Regions from separate parts of the Homo sapiens genome. Here region 2 is linked to region 1. Evidence: read pairs that join two places in POLR2A ChIA-PET (ENCODE). Cell type or tissue: PC-9. All regions are shown on one strand. Each heading gives the region's core, and the rest is flanking DNA. Links, peaks and the distances in the headings are about the cores only.

What was found. Peaks named below come from ENCODE experiments on the same cell type or tissue, not always from the same donor. Only the 100,000 strongest peaks of a DNase experiment are listed, where the experiment ranks them.
Region 2: POLR2A ChIA-PET joins it to region 1 with 11 read pairs; 2 of 35 experiments call an interaction of 5 or more read pairs at or near these places.

What each region holds. Positions count from the first base shown.
Region 1 is chr9:113,332,976-113,338,902 of GRCh38, forward strand. WDR31 (WD repeat domain 31) reads right to left here. Exons shown (of 11, transcript NM_001012361.4): 2 at 3,313-3,465. Among named protein-coding and RNA genes, the nearest start is that of WDR31, 4.3 kb to the right of the region's middle. In PC-9, for the core only: no CTCF peak of the experiment used is centred there; no DNase peak of the experiment used is centred there.
Region 2 is chr9:113,619,847-113,625,773 of GRCh38, forward strand. It overlaps LOC105376222 (a long non-coding RNA gene), which reads left to right. Exons shown (of 4, transcript XR_007061739.1): 2 at 1-4,512; 3 at 5,599-5,893. Among named protein-coding and RNA genes, the nearest start is that of RGS3, 160 kb to the left of the region's middle. RefSeq lists enhancers at 1,079-1,950, 2,822-3,693, 3,371-3,430 and a silencer at 3,123-3,417. In PC-9, for the core only: no CTCF peak of the experiment used is centred there; a DNase peak (open chromatin) is centred at 3,255; H3K27ac peaks cover 1,670 bases.

The DNA.
Region 1 (5,927 bases), core at 2,770-5,269:
ACGGTGGAAGCTTCCTGAGCCCTCACCAGAAACAGAAGCCTGCGTCACACTTTTCATACAGCCTGCAGAACCATGAGCCAAATAAACTGCTTTTCTTTATAAACTACTTAGCCTCAGTTATTTTTTTATAGCAACACAAACAAACAAAGAGGCAGAGTTTCCTTTTGGAGTGATGAAAATGTTCTAGAACTAGATAGTGATGATGGTTGCACAACAATGTCTCTATATACTAAATGTCACTAATCATAAATTTTATGTTATGTGCACTCTGCCACAATAAAATAAATACTAAGAAGATGTAATCAAAAATAAAAAATAATTTACACTACTGAAGCTTCTTGAAAAAGAAAAGCCTCAGTTATTCTAAAAGGTTATAACCTTCCTTGGTTGTTGGATTTTTTTTTTTTTTTTTTTTTTGAGACGGAGTCTCGCTCTGTCGCCCAGGCCGGACTGCGGACTGCAGTGGCGCAATCTCGGCTCACTGCAAGCTCCGCCTCCCAGGTTCACGCCATTCTCCTGCCTCAGCCTCCCCAGTAGCTGGGACTACAGGCGCCCGCCACCGCGCCCGGCTAATTTTTTGTATTTTTAGTAGAGACGGGGTTTCACCTTGTTAGCCAGGATGGTCTCGATCTCCTGACCTCATGATCCACCCGCCTCGGCCTCCCAAAGTGCTGGGATTACAGGCGTGAGCCACCGCGCCCGGCCGGATTTTTTTTTTTTTAATAATTTCACTATGGCACCTCTCAGTGTGCCAGAATCATGAAATAGATGTTCTGAGATGCTAGAAATAATGCCACTAAATGAGACAATGTAGGTAATGACCTAGACTAGCAGTTCTTAAAGTGTGATCCATGGAACATGGGGGATTCCTGAGAGCCTTTCAGGGAGTTTGGGAGGACTTCTGTTTTCCAACCACATCTCTCAGTGAGGCCCTTCGCTCCCTCCCTCCCTTCCTTCCTCTCCTTTTCTCTCCTCCTTCTTCCTTCTTCCTTCTCCTCCTTCTCCTTCTTCTTTCTTTCTTTTTCCTTCTCCTTCTCCTTTCTTTTTTTTTGAGACAGGGTCTCACTCTATCACCCAGGCTGGAGTGCAGTGGTGTGATCTCACTGTACCCTCAACCTCCTAGGCTTAGGTGATCCTCCCACTTCAGCCTCCCAGGGAGCTGGGACTACAGGCTTGCACCATCATGCCCAGCTAATTTTTCTGTGTTTTTTGTAGAGACGGGGTTTCGCCAACTCCTGGGCTCAAGCAATCCACGTGCCTTGGCCTCCCAAAGTGGGGCCTTCTTTTCTTTTAATACCTCAACATAAACAATAGATTATAATAGACTGAATGCAGAAGCAGATATCAGAGTCCAATTGTCTCCTTTTTAAGGCAAACATTAGAAATTTGCAAAAACATAAAGCAATACCACTTCTTCCAATTAAATATTTTGGTTTTGGAAAGTATATTTATTTTTCATAAAATGATGTTTTATGTTAATATGCAATAGGTTTATTGCTATTTCAAAATTAATAAGTAAATGTCTTTAAAATTTGTTTTTTAAAATTAATTAATTAATTTACTTATTTATTTTATTTTTTTGAGACGGAGTTTCACTCTTGTCACCCAGGCTGGAGTGCAATGGCGTGATCTCAGCCCACTGCAACCTCCGTCTCCTGGGTTCAAGCGATTCTCCTGTCTCAGCCTCCAGAGTAGCTGGGACTACAGGCATGCGCCACTACATCAGGCTTTTTTTTTTTTTTTTTTTTTTTTTGTATTTTTAGTAGAGACAGGGTTTCACCATTTTTTGGCAAGGCTAGTCTCAAACCCCTGACCTCAGGTGATCCACCCACCTTGACTTCCCAAAGTGCTAGGATTACAGGCATGAGCCACCGCACCTGGCCTCATTTATTTATTTTTAAATTTAACAAACCCTGCATGTGGCATTCAATCTCAGTTTTAATGTCAAATGATGGTAGCAGAGCAGGATTCGAACTCAATCTATAACCTACATAAACAAAACCTCTTTGGGGGTTCTTAATTTTGAGGAGTGAAAAGAAGTTCTGAGACCAAAAAGTTTGAGAGCCAGTGACTTAGAATTTAAATAATGTTAATATTGGATTATATATTAGAATTAAAAGAATAATGAAACATTTTCCAGATTTACTTGTATCATCCCCCTCAACTAACGAGGCTAGAACTGAAAAGAAAGAGAATGAATTATGCATTCAAAGGTGCTCCTCCACTCATTCAGGGAACACCTCCTAAGCACCTTATTTGTGTAGGTCCTATACCAGTTGCTGGTGAAACTGAAAAAAAGAGAAACCTGAAGATGTGACCAGCATGAACATTTGCTGGGACCGAAGGAACCTAACGAAGGACCAGTCTCAACTACTCCATGTCATGTGTCCCCTGCGACTGGCTGTGATATCAGATAGCTGAGGGAAGTATGGGGGGCAGTGGGAGCACCCAGTCCCCATTTCTTCTGAGGTTCTGCCTAAAAGTTCTAGGAAATAAGTTTCTTATGGGCATGACCAACCTAATTCTAGGAAGAACTGTCTACAGGAAGAACTGTTTACAGAAGAGAACAGCAGCTAAAACGCACCAACTTAATATTCTCATTCATACCATTAGCATTAAAAAAATGGAGTTTTCCAGAAGAATTTCAGCCTACATTTTGAGAAGTTGCTAGAATTGACTTCCTGACGAGAATAGGTAACCAATACAGAAAAGCACAATGCAATGGAAACAATGTGAGTGGCATCAAGAGGCCTAGGATCTACCCCAGCCCTGCCTCATCCCATTATGTGTCCTTGAGTAGCTCCATTCCCCACTCTGGCCTCAGCCTCCCCAGCTAGAAAATTAGGACACTATACGAAATGATTTTTAGTAGACTATGTGTATAATGAGAGAAGGTCTCTCGTTATTCATCTTTGTACCCCAAGTGGCTTGCACAGTACTGTACAACAAAAATACTTGTGAAGTGGCAAATCTAAGGTCCCTTCCACTTCAGATATTCCAGGATTTTCTATAAGAGGCCACAAGATGTGCTGAGAGGCAAAATTCAGGATAGTTTTCAAAAAGTTTGGGATGTGGTATTGTTTACAGATAGAGGGTGCAGGGCTTCTTATCTGCCAGCCTAACCTATTTTTCAACATTGTCATCAAACCAATGACAGATGCCATTCATAGATCTAGGTCACTGGAAATTGCAGATGCTATAAATGGATTAGCTCTGCTCAAAACTGATTGGTATAGTCAGAGAGCCATACTTCCCAAGTAAACCATATTCATGGGACATTCTAAGGAAAAGATAACTTTTAGAATTACTTACCCCCAAACCAATAGGATCTTCTTGGTTAGCTGCCCTATTCAATAATTTGTAATGTGTATCCTTTGGAAAATAGTTCAGGCAGCCACTTCTTAATCTCTGTAATTAGTGGGAAGCCACTGAAGTTAATCTCTTCTCTGTCTAAGCATGTTTGCACTGAAAAGAGATTTACAAGGTAAATAAAGACCTTGTTTATTAAAGAGATGGTTAGGTGTAGTTTTCCCTCACAAAGAAAGAAATATTTTACAAAATTCCAAGATTATCTCTCTCACATTTCCACAATTCAGGAAAGTATACTATAGTGTTAATTATATATCTATTTTTAAATATGCAAAATATATTTAAATACATTGTTAAACATTTTGATTTTGCTCATAACATAGTACTTCTATTCATCAAAAATCTTGAGTTGACTGCTTATTTCAGAGTTTACTGCTTTTGTGAAAAAGGCAATTTCTCCTGTTTTAAATAATTCTCCTAGAATTTGAGATGGGAGAGCTTTTCAAAATCACCATATATAAACCATTTATTTATTTCAAGATCTGCAGAGTAAGGGTAGAAATATTATTTGCTCAAAATTATAACTAAGACCATTTATTGAAAGATCTGCAGAATAAGGATAGAAATATTATTTGCTCAAAATTATAACTAAGTAAATCTCTTGACTTCTAGTCCAGAATTTCCATTATAAATGTCTACAAAGAATAAACAGCTTTATTGCATTTTAATAACTCAATTTTAAGAATTCAATTAAATTCTAAATATTGATTGACAGTGCAGCTTATTCTGAGAATTAAGGGCAGCACAGAATAGTCAGAACAACATTTCATTAAATGCATTAGTGTCTGCATTAGATAGGACTAGTTGTGAATTATAGCTCAACTGTGGCCTTGGGCAAGTTGCTGAACCTCTCTAAGTCTCACTTTCCTATGTGTAAAATAGGATAATAACTCTATCATTGACTTCTGTGAAGATTAAAAATAGCACTTAAAAGGTACCAGGAACTGCTCTATGTTTTATATTTATTAACTCATTTTATCTATTCCACAAGCCTCTGAGATACTGTTACTACAGGTTGAGCATCTAATCCAAAAATCCAAAATCCAAAATGATCCAAAATCTAAAACTTTTTGAGCACTGACATGACATTCGAAGGAAATATTCATTGGAGCATTTTGGATTTTTTTTTTTTTTTTTTTTAGACAGAATCTTACTATATTGCCCAGACTGGAGTGCAGTGGTGCAACCTGGGCTCACTGCAACCTCCACCTCCCAGGTTCAAGCAATTCTCCTGCCTCAGCCTCCTGAGTAGCTGCGATTACAGGTGTGTGCCTCCATGCCCAGCTAAGTTTTGTATTTTTAGTAGAGATGGGGTTTCACCATGTTGGCCAGGCTGGTCTCAAACTCCTGACTTCAAGTGATCTGTCCACCTAGGCTTCCCAAAGTGCTGGGATTACAGGCATGAGCCACCGTGCCCAGCCACATCGGAGCATTTTGGATTTCAGGTTTTCCATTAGGGATGCTCAACCCTTAAGTATATAATGCAAATATTCTAAAATCTGAAATTTGAAACACTTCTGGTCCCAAACATTTCAGATAAGGGATACTCAACCTGTATGGCCATTTTGCAGATGTGAAAAGTGAGGCACAGAGATATCAAATAGTTTGCTCAAGTTTATACTGCAAATAAGTGGCAGAGCTGAAACTTGAATCCAGGCAGTCCAACTCCAGAGGCCCTGTTCTTGACCAGCATATTATACTGCATCTCTACAAAAGCTGGTGCATATAAAGCTTTTGGTTCAATCTGGCAAGTTGTTAACAATAAATTATGGTTACTAGCATGATTGCAAGATTAACAGTGATCATACTGGAAGCAGCATTTTCACCCTTGTTAATACTGTTCATAATGCACAAATATTAATGCACAAATATACACAGAGAACACATACAAACGGATATATGAATCTAGAGGATATTAAAGCTGAAGCAAATTATGGCCTCTGATCAGAGTGATTGGACCCAATAAAGCTAAGAATTCATTATGTTACATAGCAAGGCAATTAAAAAGTCTCAAGAACAAAGTATATGAATTTGGGTTATATCTACGTTGTTGTAATTTATCATGAGTAGAATAAGAAATAAAAGTACTACTAAGTTATCTTCCACTATTTTTATTAGGAACATGTAATATACTTGAGAGGAGGTATAATTTCTGGTTCATTTTTGTATCTATGATTTGACCTTAGCCTAGGAGAATGAACGCAAGGCAAATAAATACCTGTTGAATGAGTGAATGGAATACTAAGATGAAGAGTCGGCTTGGTGGTACGCTATTTTTTTTTTTTTTTTCTGAGATGGAGTTTCTCTCTTGTTGCCCAGGCTGGAGTGCAATGGCACCATCTCAGCTCATCACAACCTCCACCTCCCAGGTTCAAGCGATTCTCCAGCCTCAGCTTCCTGAGTAGCTGGGATTACAGGCGCCTGCCACCACGCCCAGCTAATTTTGTGTTTTTAGTAGAGACAGGATTTCTCCATATTAGTCAGGCTGGTCTCGAACTCCCGATCTCAGTTGATCCGCCCACCTTGGCCTCCCAAAATGCTGGGATTACAGGTGTGAG
Region 2 (5,927 bases), core at 1,717-4,216, 290 kb after region 1:
TGAAGACACACAGCTCTTCCATGCTCTACCCTATGTGTAATTTGTTCTTATCTGCTCCTGGAGCCACCACCTGCTACAGTGTAAAGAGACCCCACAGACTCTCTGGATCAAACTACTCACTGTCCAGAAGGAGAAAATGAGGTCCTATGTCTGTGGCTAGAACCCAGGCCTCTGGGGAGCAACCCAGGGCTCCATCCAGGGTGACCTGAGCCTGCTCTGCTCATCAGAGCCAGTCTTTACCACCCTTCATATCCCGGGAGCCCACAGGTAGAAAGATGGGCATTGCAGGTCACCGTGGTTCCCCCACTGAAGCAAGTTCCCTGGCTCGCGATTAGCCAGTGCTCTGCTGGTTCATGATGCGCTCCAAATGCTAGACCAAGAAAGAAACTGGGTCGGTGGGCAGGACACAGGACCAGCGCTCTGGGAGGAGAGCTGTTCTCAAGCAGTTTGGTGGCATCAGAGCCTCTGTGTGGTCAGTCAAGCAGGGCAGCCAATTTCCTCTCCTTTCAGCCCTAACTCTGGACTCCTGTACCTGGAGGGGCTCCCTTTGTGCTCCTGCAGCCCAGAAGCCCTCCGAGGCTTGACATGAAAGAGTCGCGGGATCTTGGACTGTTCCGGTGGAAGGGCTCCTAGCAAAACCCAGATGTTTTCTCTTCTTGTATGGATGGGAGGACCGAAGTCCAGAGAAGTGGAATAACTTGCCCAGGGTTGTGCTGAGATTTGTGAAGGTGCCGGATGCTGGTGTGCTGGTGGCTGGCATGCTCTGAGCCCTTCCTTCCCGCTGTTTCCCTGGAGTTCTGCTTGGCAACCACCCGCCTGCATTTTTGCAAAGTGATGTCATCTGCAGATAATGGTTTTTCCGTTCCTGGTGGAGCAGGAGTTCCAGATACAGTGCTTCGGGGGAGGGGCTCAAGAGAGCTGATTGTGCACTCCTCAGGCAAGTGGGGGCTGCATAGACCCCCTCCCCTCTGACAGTCACATCTCAGTTGTAAGGCAAGGCACCGTCTCAGGCTTCCTGGACTCCGGAACCTGGAATGACCAAAATGGCAGAGGCCCCAGAGACAAGCCTCCCCTGCCTCCTCCTTGTAGAGTTGGGAATCTGAGGCCCAGAGAGGGCAGAGCCTTGCCCAAGCTCACACAGCATTTACAGGCAAAACCTTGACTCACATCCCGACTCCTAACATCTGTGGCCACTTGCCCGTGGTTGGGGGTTTTTCACCCTCAACACCGTTGACATTTTGGGCCAAGGAGTTTTGTTGTGGGGGCAGTCCCTTTCATGGCAGGATGTTTGGCAGCATCCCTGGCCTCGACCTCCTACAGGCCAGTAGCACCCCTCTCCAGTTCTCAAATCCAGACACTGCCAAATGTCTTTCACCTAAGTTGGGGTGGGAGAAAGTAACCCTCCAGCTCCTAAGACCTTTATCCACTGCCATAGGCAGGAGAGGTTTCTTGAGTCCAAGCCCAAAGGGTGCTTTGTCTGAGGCTCTGACTTAACGTCAGGCACCTTCAGGATGGGAGGCAGGCCTGGAGGGGGCTATGAGGGGCTGGAGATGGTCCAGGCCCTCCTTCTGGTTAGGAACACTGCTTCCTCTGATCACTTTTCTTGGAGCAAAACTGCCGATTTATTTTCCTGGGGAAATAAAAATAAATGCTGGCTGTTGTAATCTCATCCCTGATCCCATCTGGAAAAAGCAGGCTCATGAATCTTGGCCGCCTGAGCTCTGAGGACTGTGTCTGGCGGAACCTGGAGTTACAATGGGCCTTCGAACATCGGAACAGTCACGGCTGACATTTCCTTTCCCGTTACATGGCTCCTTGGAATGTGAGCCCCAGGGGGCCGTCCGTGGGCAGGCGGAATTTGGTGGAAAGAAGTGCTGCACGGGCCGGAGGCCAGCTCAGCTTCTGACTTGCTGTGTGACTTTGGGCCACTTTTCTGTTCGTTTCTGGGCCTTGATTTCTCCATCTGCAGAATGAGGGGAGCCACGTTCCTCAACAAGGGGTCCATGGACCACCTTGTATCAGAACCATTTAGGGAATGTGTTTATGGCTATTCCTGATATTTCTGATTCCTCTTCCAGACCTCCTAAAGTTTTTATGCATCTCTAAGTGATTTCGATATATATAAGTTTTGGGACCCACAACACCAAGGACTTTGAACTTTCCACCCAGTTTCAAGTTTGAACACATCACAGTTCTTCAGCCTCCTTCCCCCTCATAACGAAGTGTAGAGTTATGAAGCTAGAGGGTAAAATTATGGGGTGGGCTGGAACTGGGCATTGCTCCTAACAATTATCTGCTTTCAAACTCTTGGCAGGGTCTCTGGGGTCCTTGATCCAACTGAAATCACTGTTAAAGCACTTTATTCCTCCAGTAATGAAACTCGAGCTGCTAGTTACAGAGTTTGGTTTCAAAATTGTGCCATTTATTATTTTTGTTGGATTGGCTTATAAACCCTCATATAGTCATACATCATTTATAATGCATTATTCCATGAGAATGCATTTTCCAGATGAGATTTATTTTTTCTGTTAAAAACTTAAAACTGTTCTTTTTTTTTTTTTAAATGGCAGTCTTTCGCCATGTGTTACCTATTTATACCACCTTAAGTGAAGGTCAGGAAATGCAATTTTACTTATTCTCAATGCTCCAGGGTTGTCATTGTGAGTTTTAACTACTGTATGCATTGATGTAAATTTTAGGGACTCCAAAACTCACTGTGCCTGAACTATGAATGTCCCCCAAGCTGCTTAGCCCTTGTGTCTGCTTTTAAAAGTTCTGCTTTGCTTCTATATTTTTAAAGATTTCTTCCTCATGAGATATCAGCAGTTACTTCTCACCACGTTATCATGACTCCTTTGGATGAAAAACCAATAACCAGTGTGTATCAGGATTGTCTGTAGTGTAAGAGTTCATAATCAATGAATGAGAGGACTCTCTGATGAGTCAGGGATGTGGATTTTTGACATTTGTTTTGGCAGCTGAGAATAAGGGGTAGTTTTTTTCTTTCTAATTTTCACCCCAATAGCAGCTGCTTTCTGAGAGTTTTCTAGATAAATGTGAAATGAGTGTAGATCGATTTTTCCATGTAACTAATTTACATTCTGGGTGAACTCATTTTGCTTCTGACTTAGAGGTGCTTTCATTTCCTTCTCATCTGCACCCTGTTCTTGGAGAAGCTGCTCCACCCCTAGCCCATGATACATGATGCATGACCCAGCCCACTGGGCCCCCTGATGCCACCTGGGCCAATCAGATTTTCCAGTCAGGAAATTTGCAATTGAGATTCAGAGCTGGAAAGAGTCACCTGCTCTGATGGGAGCTGCATTTGTGGACTGTGACTCAGAGGCTGAGGCCCCAGGGAGCCGACCCCATGGGCCCTGGGCAAGCCCAGAGTGAATGTGGAAGCCGGGCTGTGGAGGTTCCCTGAGCAGACAGTCCGGGTGTGTGTGCGTGTGTTTGTCTGTGTGTGTGCGCACATGCTGGAGGATGGGGCAGAACGTAGGGTCCCAAGCCCCTGAGGGAGGGGCTTGTCCTAATCAAGTCACAGAAATCAGGGCAGGGAGAGCATGAAAGAGTCTTGTTCCCCTCTCTGCATTTGGGAGATTCAGGCCCCGGGGAGAGGAGAGACTGACCCATGATCATCCAGAGGGGACTTGGTTAAGCTGGTCCTGAGCTCTGCCATGCATGTTCTGTTTTCCTACCCTGGCAGCTGGCTCAGAGCATGGATAGGCCTTGTCTCTCTTTTCTTTCTTTCTGCCAAATTCTTTTCTGTTGGGAATCTGAACAGCGGGTAGATGCAGTCATGGCATGATTTGCTCCAAATATCTCCCCAACAGGTGGTCACGGTGTCTACAATTCCATCACCAGATCTTCCATTTCCAGGAGTAACCCTGGGCAGGTGTATACCATGTGTCTTGTTTACAGTGGGGATTAATAGTTCAAGGAGCCCAAGGTAAGGAAACCCATATTTGATGAATCTCCAGACAATTTATACCCACCACACAGCCTTATGAAGATAGCCCAATCACGCCTATTTTACAGAGGGGAAAACTGAAGTTCTGAGAGGTGAGCTGACTTGCCCAAGGTCACATAGCACGTCAAAATCGGGGCTCACATCTGCATCCAGAGTCCAGGCTCTTTGCCCTAAAGCAAGCTCATCTGATCTGGGAGCTGGGGATAGGCTGAGGAGGCGAGCGGGTGACAAAATGAACTTGTCCCATGGAGTCATTCAGTGGGAAAAGTTGTGGTTTGGGAATTAGGGCCAAATGGCTCCTTAACCTTGGGCATCATGGTGGGCCTCAATTTCCTTACCTCTGCAGGAGGGAAGGACCGGATGTACTCTGCAATCCCAGAAAACTCAATGGGCTGAGGCAGGAGGACCTACTGGCCATTGAAGACTGTCCACTCCTGGTCCAGATTCCAAGTGACCAGGCAGAAAGAGCATGGACTTTGGAGTTTGATTGCCTGGCTTTAAATCCCCCTGCTCCACTCGCTACTGTGGTGTGGACTCAAGTAGGTTAATTAACTGCTCCAGCTGCAGTTTTCTCATCTATAAAATGGGGATAATAATAGTATCTACCTCATAGTAATGATTAAATAAGTTAATGCCTGTAAAGCCGCGACAGTGCTGGATACCTAGGAAATGCTTAATGCATTTTTTTTTTTCTGAGATGGAGTCTTGCTCTGTCACCCAGGCTGGAGTGCAGTGGCGTGATCTCGGCTCACTGCAAGGTCCGCCTGCCAGGTTCACGCCATTCTCCTGCCTCAGCCTCCCAAGTAGCTGGGACTACAGGCGCCCGCCACCACGCCCGGCTAATTTTTTTGTATTTTTATTAGAGATGGGGTTTCACCGTGTTAGCCAGGATGGTCTCGATCTCCTGACCTTGTGATCCGCCCGCCTCGGCCTCCCACTTAATGCATATTAATTATTGCTATCATTCCTGACACCCTGTAGTGTGCCCCTCGGGGATGAGAGGGTTTAACTGAACATCTGTCTCCTCCCGGATGCGGTGGCAACCCTGGGATCTGGCAGCAGTCCCCTGTGGGCTTTTTTCCTGGGCAAAGTGAGTCCATCATCACTCAGACATGACACACGGCCTGGCCACCCCCTCTGGGGCCACAGGCAGCCGATCCTGGGCTAAAAATACCAGTCTCATGAATGGAGCCAGGGAGGCCATTCTGGGATCCACAATTAGTGTTTGTGTTAAAACCCATTCTCTGACTCTCCACCCCTTATGTGCTGCTGATTCCGGGGAGACTGACATTTTCAGCTCCCAACACTCACTCAGGGTTTGGGGGTTTGGGAACGGAAAGGAAGGGGAGTACATCTGAAGGGTCCTTTAACAAGTAGGGAGGCAGCCGGTCACCCAATTCCCCTACTACCGAGTCGGGTAGGAATTAAAATTCCCCTTTATAGTGGAGGAAATGGATGTTTCCAGAGATTGCAGCCTGGGGATATATAGTTAAGTCTGAGTTCTGGGCCAGTGCTCCCTCCAAAGTCTCTTCTCCCTCCACCTGGTGCCACCCAACAGCCCTTTGGGGAGGGGTCCTGACTTCGGGGGTGGGAGCTGACCTCGGGCATCTTCCATCTCTCCTGAGACTTGAGGTACAGTCATCCTATGAAGGATCAGAGCTGGAAAGTGGGGGCCTGGCTCAGGGAGCAGCAGAACCAGAGCAGAAGCTGAGCTGGAGATGCCCTGATGGGGCCGAGGTGGAGGCTCAGGCCTGGGATGGGCAGTTGGACCAGCAGGTCCAAAACAGCAGAAGCCAAGGCAGGCAGCGGTCTTGGAGATGCCCTCTGACCTGCCGTGGACTGGAGCCTCTAAGATGCTTCCTCCTGAGGCTGGAGCTGATGACTGGCATCCTTGGGATGTAACCTGCGTGCAGCCGGCAGGTGAGGACGTCATGCAGGGCAGGAGCTCAGGCCC